Regions from separate parts of the Homo sapiens genome. Here regions 1 and 3 are each linked to region 2. A link is a contact called in ENCODE Hi-C or POLR2A ChIA-PET data. All regions are on one chromosome and are shown on one strand. Each heading gives the region's core, a stretch centred on a gene start or an enhancer-like site at or near the end of the contact. The rest is flanking DNA. Distances are from core to core; before and after follow the strand shown. Region 1 holds the start of ZNF598 (zinc finger protein 598, E3 ubiquitin ligase). Region 2 holds the start of CRAMP1 (cramped chromatin regulator 1). Region 3 has its middle 11 kb from the start of HS3ST6.

The links. Hi-C counts contacts between places; a loop is a spot of excess contacts on that map. ChIA-PET counts read pairs that join two places held with the same protein, here RNA polymerase II (POLR2A). Pooled maps may share reads with other maps.
Region 1: a pooled map shows a loop between it and region 2 (15-fold over the local background). The contact joins the promoter of ZNF598 here to the promoter of CRAMP1 in region 2. A Hi-C loop is called at or near these places in 5 of 37 single-sample maps with no recorded cell type and 7 of 50 pooled maps. POLR2A ChIA-PET finds 5 or more read pairs at or near these places in 3 of 52 experiments (K562, activated B cell and activated T-cell).
Region 3: a loop to region 2 is called in a map of psoas muscle, with 2.6 times the contacts of the local background. The contact joins the enhancer-like site here to the promoter of CRAMP1 in region 2. A Hi-C loop is called at or near these places in 1 of 168 maps with a recorded cell type or tissue (psoas muscle) and 10 of 50 pooled maps. POLR2A ChIA-PET finds 5 or more read pairs at or near these places in 1 of 52 experiments (activated B cell).

Annotation. Positions count from the first base shown.
Region 1 is chr16:2,008,111-2,011,260 of GRCh38, reverse strand. It overlaps ZNF598 (zinc finger protein 598, E3 ubiquitin ligase), which reads left to right and starts at 1,440. Exons shown (of 14, transcript NM_178167.5): 1 at 1,440-1,523; 2 at 1,525-1,636; 3 at 1,638-1,737. The coding sequence starts at 1,514. LOC124903626 (a long non-coding RNA gene) reads right to left here and starts at 1,376. Exons shown (of 2, transcript XR_007064941.1): 1 at 1,159-1,376; 2 at 673-953. RefSeq lists enhancers at 1,082-1,241, 766-1,714 and silencers at 1,322-1,541, 1,632-2,061, 2,072-2,141.
Region 2 is chr16:1,610,496-1,613,672 of GRCh38, reverse strand. CRAMP1 (cramped chromatin regulator 1) reads right to left here and starts at 1,313. Exons shown (of 21, transcript NM_020825.4): 1 at 1,016-1,313. It overlaps IFT140 (intraflagellar transport 140), which reads left to right and starts at 1,601. Exons shown (of 31, transcript NM_014714.4): 1 at 1,601-1,705; 2 at 2,820-3,009. RefSeq lists enhancers at 417-917, 918-1,418, 1,807-1,866 and silencers at 797-956, 987-1,106, 1,127-1,656, 2,895-3,177.
Region 3 is chr16:1,928,163-1,931,471 of GRCh38, reverse strand. No RefSeq gene overlaps it. Among named protein-coding and RNA genes, the nearest start is that of HS3ST6, 11 kb to the right of the region's middle. Within about 2 kb of position 1,696, at least 21 of the 41 ENCODE cell types and tissues checked have a DNase peak (open chromatin) inside an H3K27ac peak, as active enhancers do; they include psoas muscle, where a contact is called at or near this core.

The DNA.
Region 1 (3,150 bases), core at 191-2,690, 400 kb before region 2:
GCGTGAACCCGGGAGGCGGAGCTTGCAGTGAGCCGAGATCACGCCACTGCACTCTAGTCGTGTGTGTTTTTTTTTTTTTTTTTGAGATGGAGTCTCGCTCTGTTGCCAAGGCTGGAGTGCAGTGGCGTGATTGTCGTGATCTCGGCTCACTGCAACCTCTGCCTCACGGTTTCAAGAGATTCTACTGCCTCAGGCTGCCGAGTAGCTGGGACTACAGGCACATGTCACCACGCCCGGCTAATTTTTGTATTTTTAGTAGAGATGGGGTTTCACCATTTTGGTCAGGCTTGTCTCCAATTCCTGACCTCAGGTGATCCCAACCTCCCAAAGTGCTGGGATTACAGGCGTGAGCCACCACGCCCGGCCTAAAAATTTTTTTTGTGGAGATGGAGCCTGACTGTGTAGGCCAGGCTGGTCTCAAATTCCCAGGCTCCAGCAATCCGGGCCACCCAGCCTCCCAAACTGCTGGGATTACAGGCTTGAGCCACTGTGCCTGACAGCTTTTTTCAAGTGGCAAAATTGGGGTTTCAAGCCCATTTGTGTCTGTTTCTAAAGTCCAAGTTCACTGGGCATGGATCACTTGAGCCCAGGAGGTTGAGGCCTCAGTGTGCTGTGATCGTACCACTGTGTTACAGCAAGAGCAAGACCCGGTCTCAAATAAAGTAAGTAAAGTTCAGGCTCATTGATACAATTTACTGCCTCTTTTCCAGTAGGGTTTAGATCTGGACCTGCCTTCTGGATGGCAGAGGGAGGGAGGTCCTGAGTGTGCCTGGCCCTCAAGGGTAGGGAGGAGGCCCTGTTACTGCAGCATCCATCCAAACACGTCCTGTGCTGGGCCCAGCGTAAAGAGGACAGGTTCCGTTCGTGCCTTCCAGAGGCCCCTTCTGGGCAGGCCTGGCGAGACTGCCCTGGGCTGCGAGATGGACGTCACCACGTGCTGCCTTTCACGTTGTCTTTCATGTAGGGATTTAAACAGGGCATTAGGGAAGTGGAGGCGGGACCACGCTTGTGTGTGTTCCAAATACCAGAGACCGGTTTCCTAATAAGGTGGCCAGATTTAGCAAATACAAATACGGCAGGTCCACTTAAATGTCAATTTCAGATAAGGAGCAGCATTTTAGTATGAGCCTAGCCCATCAATATTTGGGCTATACTTACACTAAGACATGACCCCTTGTTCATCTGAGATGCAAACCAGTTGTGCCGTGTTTCATCTGACAACGCCAGTTCGTGGAGCCCGGCGAGTGTTGACGTGACACGCGTGGCCCAGAGGAGCCCGGGGCTGGCCGCGTGGCCGCGCGGACCTTCGAGCGGTCGGCTCATGGTAGAGCGGCCTCTATCAGGGCCACCGCTCTAGCCGGCGCCGCGCTGAGGCGGAAGTCGCGACGCGCACTTGCGCCGGGCGGGCCCGTTGCTGGGTGGGGCGGTGACGTTTGCCCGGAAGGGGCGGGCCCGCCGGGAGCCAGGCCGCTCGGCGCCACGACCGGCCGAGAGGGGGGCCGGATCCCGGACCATGGCGGCGGCCGGGGGGCGCCGAGGGGCGGCGCGCGGACATGGAGGCGGAGGCGGCGGCAGCTCCTGAGCGGGGAGGCGGGAGCTGCGTGCTGTGCTGCGGAGACCTGGAGGCCACGGCGCTGGGGCCGCTGCGACCACCCGGTGTGCTACCGCTGCTCTACCAAGATGCGGGTGCTCTGCGAGCAGCGCTACTGCGCCGTGTGCCGCGAGGAGCTGCGCCAGGTGCGGGGCGCCGGGGGCGCGGCCCGGGGGCAGCGGGGCTCCCGGCGACCGGATGGGGACTTTGCCTCACTGAGGTCCGGCCGTGGGCCCGGCGGCGCCGGCTTCCGAGAGAGGCCTGGTGGGGCCACCCAGGGCGGGGTCCCGGCCGTGCGGCTGACGGCGGGGCGTTGGGGCTTGGAGGCCGGAGGCGGCCGAGCGGGTTGCAGGAGGGGGCAAGCCCTGTGGGGACAGCCTGGGGACTTCCCCCGTGTCCCGGGGGTTCCTGCCGGGCCTCAGGAAGGGTCCTGATCAGATGGAGAACTCGGTGACCTGCTCGTCTTCAGGAGTTTATTTTCCAGGGTCCTCCATTCGAGGAAACAAGGCAAGGGGGACTCTGCGGAGGCCATCCGTCCTGGAAGCAGGGCGTCAAACTCTGGGCATTCTCAGCCCAGCTGTGTTTCTGGGCCCCCATTGGATGACCCTGAGCAAACTCCTTCCGAGACTGACGTTTTCCTCTGTGGAGTGGAGGTGACACTAGCCTCGGAAGGAGACCTGCCCGTCGGAGGGGAAGGCCCCCTCGCGCTTCTTGGCGGGAAGGGAGAAAAGTGTTAGGAAGTTGTCCTCCTCCTCGCCGCCGCCCCCCGCCTTTGGCGCTCATCTCCGCAGTGAATGGGAGACGTTTTTGACTGTACAGACTTGGAAGCCGTGGAGGGGTCAGAGGGTACCATGCAGCGTTCCTCCACCCTCACTGCACTGCCAGCTGCTGGCTGTGGGCACCTGGCTGGAGCCCGTTGGTTTGCTGAGCTTAGAGATTTGTTTGCTTCCAGCATTGTGAAATTCCCCCGGTTTGTTCATAGAAGGCTTCGGCTGGTGACATCTGCCAGGAATCTAACTTTCTTCTCCCCAGAAGTGATGCAGAGCAGTATTGAGGTGTAGGTTCTTTCTTTTTTTCCTTTTCTTTCTTTAAGTAGACGTTTACATCAAAGGAGTTGAAGAGATGCTGCAATTCTCTGAGCAATTTGTGGGCTTATAGTCTGTGCCCTTTTTGGAAAAAGACATTTGGAGATTCTATCAGTCTGTCATGTGACAGGAGGAGGCCGACCCAGACCCCGGGGAGATCTGGGGTGCAGGAACAGTCACAGAGGACCTTGGCCCGTGGCTTCCTCAGGGCGCTTCCTGGCTTTGCCAGGGCCTGCCTTGCCAGCCAGTCCTGCATAGCATGACCTCACTCTCCAACAGCTAGGTTTCCCAGCACACCTGTAGCTTCCTTCCGGAAAGAAGACGCTAAGGAGTTCTTGGCACGTGAGGTCCCGACCCAGGCTGCAGGTCTGATGCAAGACATGAGTGAACATCTGCGTATGCTTACTGTGGCAGCCTCTGCCCGCTCTCATTCCTTGTAGGCCCCACGCCCTCCAGGAGCTCTGTGGCTGGGGG
Region 2 (3,177 bases), core at 64-2,563:
TGTAAAATGTCAACAACAAAGTGCAGTGACTAAAAATGCTGCAGCCCAGAAAGCAGAGCCACTCAAAAATAAACTCAGACAATCAGGTACACAGCAAGAGCTGCAGCCCAGAAACAGTCCGGGACGGGCACGTGTGAGGAAGCAAAAACGCTGAAGATTAGATTCCTCAGCAGATACTGACCCTGCGTTCAACTCAACTGTTGAGAACGGGGGCATTTCCACTTCAAAGGAACACACGATCGAGGCACCAACACCAACCACGAAATACAGGGACGCGGGCGAGGACCTCTCTTTCCGAGAGATCGGGAAATGGCTTCAAAGTCGCAATGATGCCCCCACCCTGAGGTGCAGATCACACAAGGATCCGTGGCCGTTTTCTCCTGTCGGAATTGGTCTAGGGAATCTCGAGTTCATGCTAGTTTTAAAAAAAACTCTGCCAAAGAACAAAACCACCCACGACAAACACCCCAACTTAAGGGATTTCGTGGCAAGACTTCCCACTCTTCCCCCTCAACCCACCTCTTTCCACTCAAGAAACCTAAACCCCCAAAGACCTCGTCTCGGGCTGAGAACCCCGCTGCCCAGGGACCTGTCCGCCCGCAGGCCACCCGGGACCCAAGCAAAACAAACTCGGCCACCAGAGTGAACTCGCCCGCTCGCCGGGCTCCACACCCAAGACGCCGACCGAGCACGGGGAAGCGCTTTTCGCCACTGAAAGGACCGACGCCGTCCAGACTTTACCCTAAGGGCCAACAAGCAGGGGGATGGCCTCCTTTTCGCGAGAACCTCCAACGAGACCGGACTTTTCTCGGAGGCGCAGTCTCCTCCAGCCCCGTCCCGCTCCGCACCGGCTCGCGTCTCGGGATGGGGACGCAGAAGCCTCCTCGCCCTGAGGCCAGTTGTGGCTGTACCGGGCGCTGTGGAAGCGACGCCCCCCCCGCGCTCTCCCGCGCCGCCCGACAGGACCCCCCGGCCGGGCCTCGCCATGACAGCCCCGCCGCCCAGCCTTGGTCACCTTTTTCATCAACGCCGGGCGGCAGCCTGGCTTCCCGGGGCCTCCCCGGGTGCCCGCAGAACCAGCCGGGCCGGGCAGCCCCGGCCCCCGAGCGCCGGCTGCAGGGAGGCCGCAACGCCGGGCTGGTCGTCCGCCTCGGAAGCGACTGGTCGAGCGGCGCTAGCCCCGGCACGTCCCCTCCGCGGGCCGGCGCGCGGCTGCGGGGGCTGCGGACGCAGATACTGCCGCCACTCACCCTAGCGAAGCCGGCCCGCCGCCCTCAGCAGCAGTTCCGGCTACGGCGGCCGGTGGGGACCTCACGGACGGCGCGCGGGGGCGGGGCCGGGGTGCGCGGGCGCGCGGGGCGGGGCGACGAACGCGGGGGCGAGCACCCCCAATGTTTCTTCGGGCCCGTCTCCCCAAAACGGCGCTCCCATTGGCTAGCGCTGGGCGGGCGCGCTCGCACGTACGAGCCCGGTGGGCGTCGGGGGCGAGCCCGCGGCGCCAGTAGTGTTGTGACGCCAGCCTCGCGACCTTGCGGACTGTGCGTCTCTTTGGATTGGTGGACAGACAGCCAATAGGCCAGGGCCCGTGCTGTGATTGGCCGCAGCAGTGTTGACGGATACGTGAGAAGAAAACGGCGTGGTAGCTCGGAGTGTGGAATCGGGCGCGAACCTGAGTTCTGAGAAGTGTGGAAGCACGTCTGAGGCAGTTAAGCGCACCCTTTCCTGGGTGGAGTATGTGCTTCTGCGCTACGTTAGCGTAGCCGAGCGGCGCTGGGCACTTGGTCATTTTCTTCATAGCAAGAAAGCAGAGGGGTGTTTTTCAAATTCCAGTGTTTCTTTCTTTCTTTTTTTTTTTTTTTGAGACGGAGTTTCGCTCTGTCGCCCAGGCTGGAGTGCAGTGGCGCAATCTTGGCTCACTGCAAGCTCCGCCTCCCAGGTTCAAGCGATTCTCCTGCCTCAGCCTCCCGAGTAGTTGGAATTACAGGCGCGCGCCACCATACTCGCTAATTTGTGTGTTTTTAGTACATACGGGGTTTCACCATGTTGGCCAAGCTAGTCTCGAACTCCTGACCTCAAGTGATCCGCTCGTCTCAGCCTCCCAAAGTACTGGGTTTGCAGGCGTGAGCCACCGCGCCCGGCTCAAATTCCAGTGTTTCTTTTTCTTTTCTTTTTTTTTTTTTTTGACTCGCTCTGTCGCCCAGGCTGGAGTGCAGTGGCCCGATCTCGGCTCGCTGCAGTCTCCGCCTCCCGGGGCTCAGGCGATTCTCCTCCCTCAGCCTCCTGTAGCCGAGACTAGAGGCGCCACCGCGCCCGGCTAATTTTTGTAATTTTTTAGAGACAGGATCTCGCCTTGTTGCCAAGGCTGGTCTCGAACTCCTGGGCTCCAACGATCCGCCCGCCCCAGCCCCCAAGAGCTGGAAGCCCAAGCGCGAGCCCCGCGTCCGGCCGCCAGCTGCTTTCTTGGGGGCGCTCCCTGCCTCGCTTGGCTCTGTGGAGTCCGGGGCCCGGCGATGGAACAGGCCCTCAGTCACCCAACACCTCAGGACACTGCCGAGCGCATCGACTTTCCCAGAAACGCTTGACCCACGCCCTCCGCTCCGAAACTAGAAAAGCGGAGCCCAGGGAAGGCCTGGGCCGAGACCGCCGCGTGCTGGAAAGGCTCCGCCTCGGGATGCACGGGAAGGGAACACGCCCAGGAGGGGAGGATGCCGCGGTTGATCGGGGCTGTGACAGCGCGCCCTCCACACAAAGGGGACCCAGACGCCGGCCCTGCGCCGCCGTCTCTCCTAGAAAAAGCTCGTCCCGCTTCTCTCTTGCAGAGCGGAATAACCTGGCCCCCGACGCTCGGGCCTCGGAGCTGCACGTGCGTGCCCGATCGCCTTCGGCTCTTTCCGGCCGCTCGGGGCGCTTCGGGAGTCCTCGGGGCCGCCTCGCTCACCTTCGGCTATTTCCGCGTTCCTGGCGCGCCGTTGTCCCGGCAACGCGCGGCGGCTCAGCGGCCTGGCAGAGGTGAGTGGCCTTAGGGCTAGGGCGGCCGACCCAGGTCCTTAGGAGCCAGGCCGGGGTTTGGGGCCGAGGATGTGACCGGTGGCGGGCGTCGGGACCCTCCCGTCTCCTCCCACGATCCCGGCGCCGCCGAGTCCCCGCGGCCCCTCGCGAGTCCCATCGAGGCTGGGG
Region 3 (3,309 bases), core at 447-2,946, 320 kb before region 2:
CAGCATTACTGCAAACATGTCTCACCTCCCACCATAGGGTGGTTTTTCTCCTATCTCAGAACTGAACAAATGTACAATTGGGTTTTATACCGAGACATTCAGTTCCCAGGGGCAGGCAGGAGACAGTGGCCTTCCTCTATCTCAACTACAAGAGGCTTTCCTCTTTGACTAATCCACCTCAGCACAGACCCTTTACAGGTGTCGGGCTCGGGGACGGTCAGGTCTTTCTCATACCACGAGGCCATATTTCAGACTATCACATGGGGAGAAACCTTGGACAATACCCTGCTTTCAAGGGCAGAGGTCCCTGCAGCTTTCCACAGTGCATTGTGCCCCTGGTTTATTGAGACTGGAGAATGGCAATGACTTTTACCAAGTATACTGCTTGTAAGCATTTTGTTAACAAGGCACGTCCTGCACAGCCCTACATCCCTTAAACCTTGATTTCATACAGCACATGTTTTTGTGAGCTCCAGATTGGATCAAAGTGGTTGGGTCAAAGTGGCTGGGGCAAAGCTACAAATTAACAACATCTCAGCAAAGCAATTATTTAAAGTACAGGTCTTTTTCAAATGGAGTCTCTTATGTCTTCCCTTTCTACATAGACACAGTAACAGTCTGATCTCTCTTTCTTTTCCCTACACCAGCTACTCGGGAGGCTGAGGCAGGAGAATCGCTTGAACCTGGGAGGCTCAGGCTCAGCCTGGGAGGCTGAGGCTCAGGGAGGTTGTGGTGAGCCGAGATGACACCATTGTACTCCAGCCTGGGCAACAAGAGCAAATCTCCGTCTCAGGAAAAAAAAAAAAAAAAAGATGTGGTAGGGAGGTGGGGGTGGGAGGGGGCAAGTGGGCTCAGGAGGTGGGGGGGGTGCCGGCAAGCAGACTGCTTGAGTGGGGAGACGGGTGAACCGCAGGACCCCAAGGCCCCCTCACATTGAGAGTCCAGGGAGGGATGGCTGTGGGCAAGGTCTGTATGCCAGGTCACCGGAGGAGGGGGTGGTGTTTCCAGCAATGGAGCGTCTGGTGTGGAATCAGTCACCTTACCCTCCCGCTCCTGCTGGGTGATACCCCATCCTTGCGGCTGCCCCCGCGTCTTCCTTGAGGAACAGCAGACTCTGAGGGGGCAGCCCCTTCCTCCCCAGGGCACGGCCTTGCCCCTCAAGGGTTGGGTTCAGGGGCAGCGGGCAGGCCTGGGCACGGCTGGGCCGTCACCTCGGGCGAGGGATGGGGAATAAAAAGGAACTCTGTCTGAGACACCGTGATCCCTCGCCGGGGCCCAGGCCTGGCTCAGAGCAGCCACCAGGAAGCGTCTGCGGCCCGTATGGGGGAACAGACCATACTTCAGACCCTTGCTCAACCACCGCTTTCCGCTCTCTCAGTGGCAGGTGCCGCGCAGAGCCTGGCCCTGGTGGGGCTGTGGCCCCTGGTGGGGGTGGGGGCCGTGGGCAGCTCCCGGGAGGCTCCTACCCGCGGACGGGTCGGCAGGTGGGAGGAGGGGGCGTCCGGTAGGGTCGGCGAAGGCGCCGAGGCCACGTGCAAGCCCCGGCCCTCGAGGCGGCCTCCCGGGCCCGGGCGCGGGACCGTGCGCAGGACTGACCAGCAGGGGGCACGCTCGCTCGGTGCTGCCAGGCCGGGTGGTCTGCGTGCGCAGGCGCGGCGGGGGGCCTGACGGCGCTGCAGTTCCCCGGGTGGCCGCGGGGGTTGCGGCGGAGGCAGCGAGCGTCCGCGCAGAGAAACCGCCTCGGCCACGCCCGCCCTTGGGCCGGTGCTGGGGACCCAGGCCGAGGCCTCTGGTCGTCTGAGGGTGCCAGGGGCAGCTGCAGGGGGTTTGCCGGGCTTCACGAAGTGACCGCTACAGGGAGTGCAGTCGCAGCCACGGGTGCCCCTTCCAGGGTCACCGGAGGACAGAGCCAGGGGCGGGGGCGGGGGTGGCGCGGCCGGTGGGAACGGCAGGCGTGGTTGGGGGCGCGGGTGGAGGCAGGACGCCCCCAGCCCCTTCTTCAGGGCAGCTGCGTGGGACCCAGGCTGCCCGGACCTGGCCCGCCCTCAGGGCTAGATCCTAGGGTTCCACATCCCAGGCCTCTTTCCTCCGCCCACCTCTCCCCGCTACAACCCAGGCAGCTCCTGGCTGCCTTCCCCCAACCAGAGTCCTCTCTGCAAAATAATAACCAGACCAGGTCCCTCCCTCAGAGGTTCCCACAGTCCTTGCCTGCTCTGACCTAGGCTGACCCCACCTCTCCAGCTTGATTTCCTACTCCATAAATGAGATCGGTGTTGTTTATCATAATTACAGTTTGGGGTTGTTTCTTTTTTTTTTTTTTTTTGAGACGGAGTCTGGCACTGCCGCCCAGGCTGGAGTGCAGTGGCGCGATCTCGGCTCACTGCAAGCTCCGCCTCCCGGGTTCACGCCATTCTCGTGCCTCAGCCTCCCGAGTAGCTGGGACTACAGGCGCCCACCACTGCGCCCGGCTAATTTTTTTGTATTTTTGGTAGAGCCGGGGTTTCACTGTGTTAGCCAGGATGGTCTCGATCTCCTGACCTCATGATCCGCCCAGCAGGGCCTCCCAAAGTGCTGGGATTACAGGCATGAGCTACCGCGCCGGGCCTGGTTGTTTCTTCTTGAGAAGGGGGTTTCTCTGTTGCCTGGGCTGGAGTGCAGTGGCATGACCATGGATCACTGCAGCCTTGAATTCCTGGACTCAAGCGATCCTCCCAGGTCAACCTCCCGAATAGCTAGGACTACAGGTGTGCTACTACGCCCCGCTAATTTTTGTATTTTTAGTAGAGACAGGGTTTTGCCATGTTGTCCAGGCTAGTCTGGAACGCCTGGGCTCAAGTGACACTCCCGCTTTGGTCTCCCAAAGTGCTGGGATTACAGGCATGAGCCACTGTGCCTGGCTAATTTTTTAAAAAAACTTTTTGTAGAGACGTGCTCTGGCTTTGTTGCCCAGGCTGATCTTGAATTCCTGGGCTCAAGGGATCCCCCACCTCGGCTTCCCAGAATGCTGGGATTATAGGTGTGAGCTCCTCAGCCCAGTCAATTATGTTGTTGTTACTGCCCGCATCACCTGAACCCAAACCCTTTCACCTGCACCTCCAGGCAAACCAGACCCCACTCTAGAAACACATCCTTGCATTCCTAGAGTTTGTTTTTCCTTCTTCTGTTTTGTCCTTCCACACGCATCACAACCCTTCTAGAAGCTTTTCTTGGGGGCTCTGCCCCAGTGGTCCTCTCCTTCCCCCACAGCAGGGGCCTGGGTGGGCCTCCTCTGTGCATGCAGACTGGGCCCCTGTTACCCTCTTGCAGGCC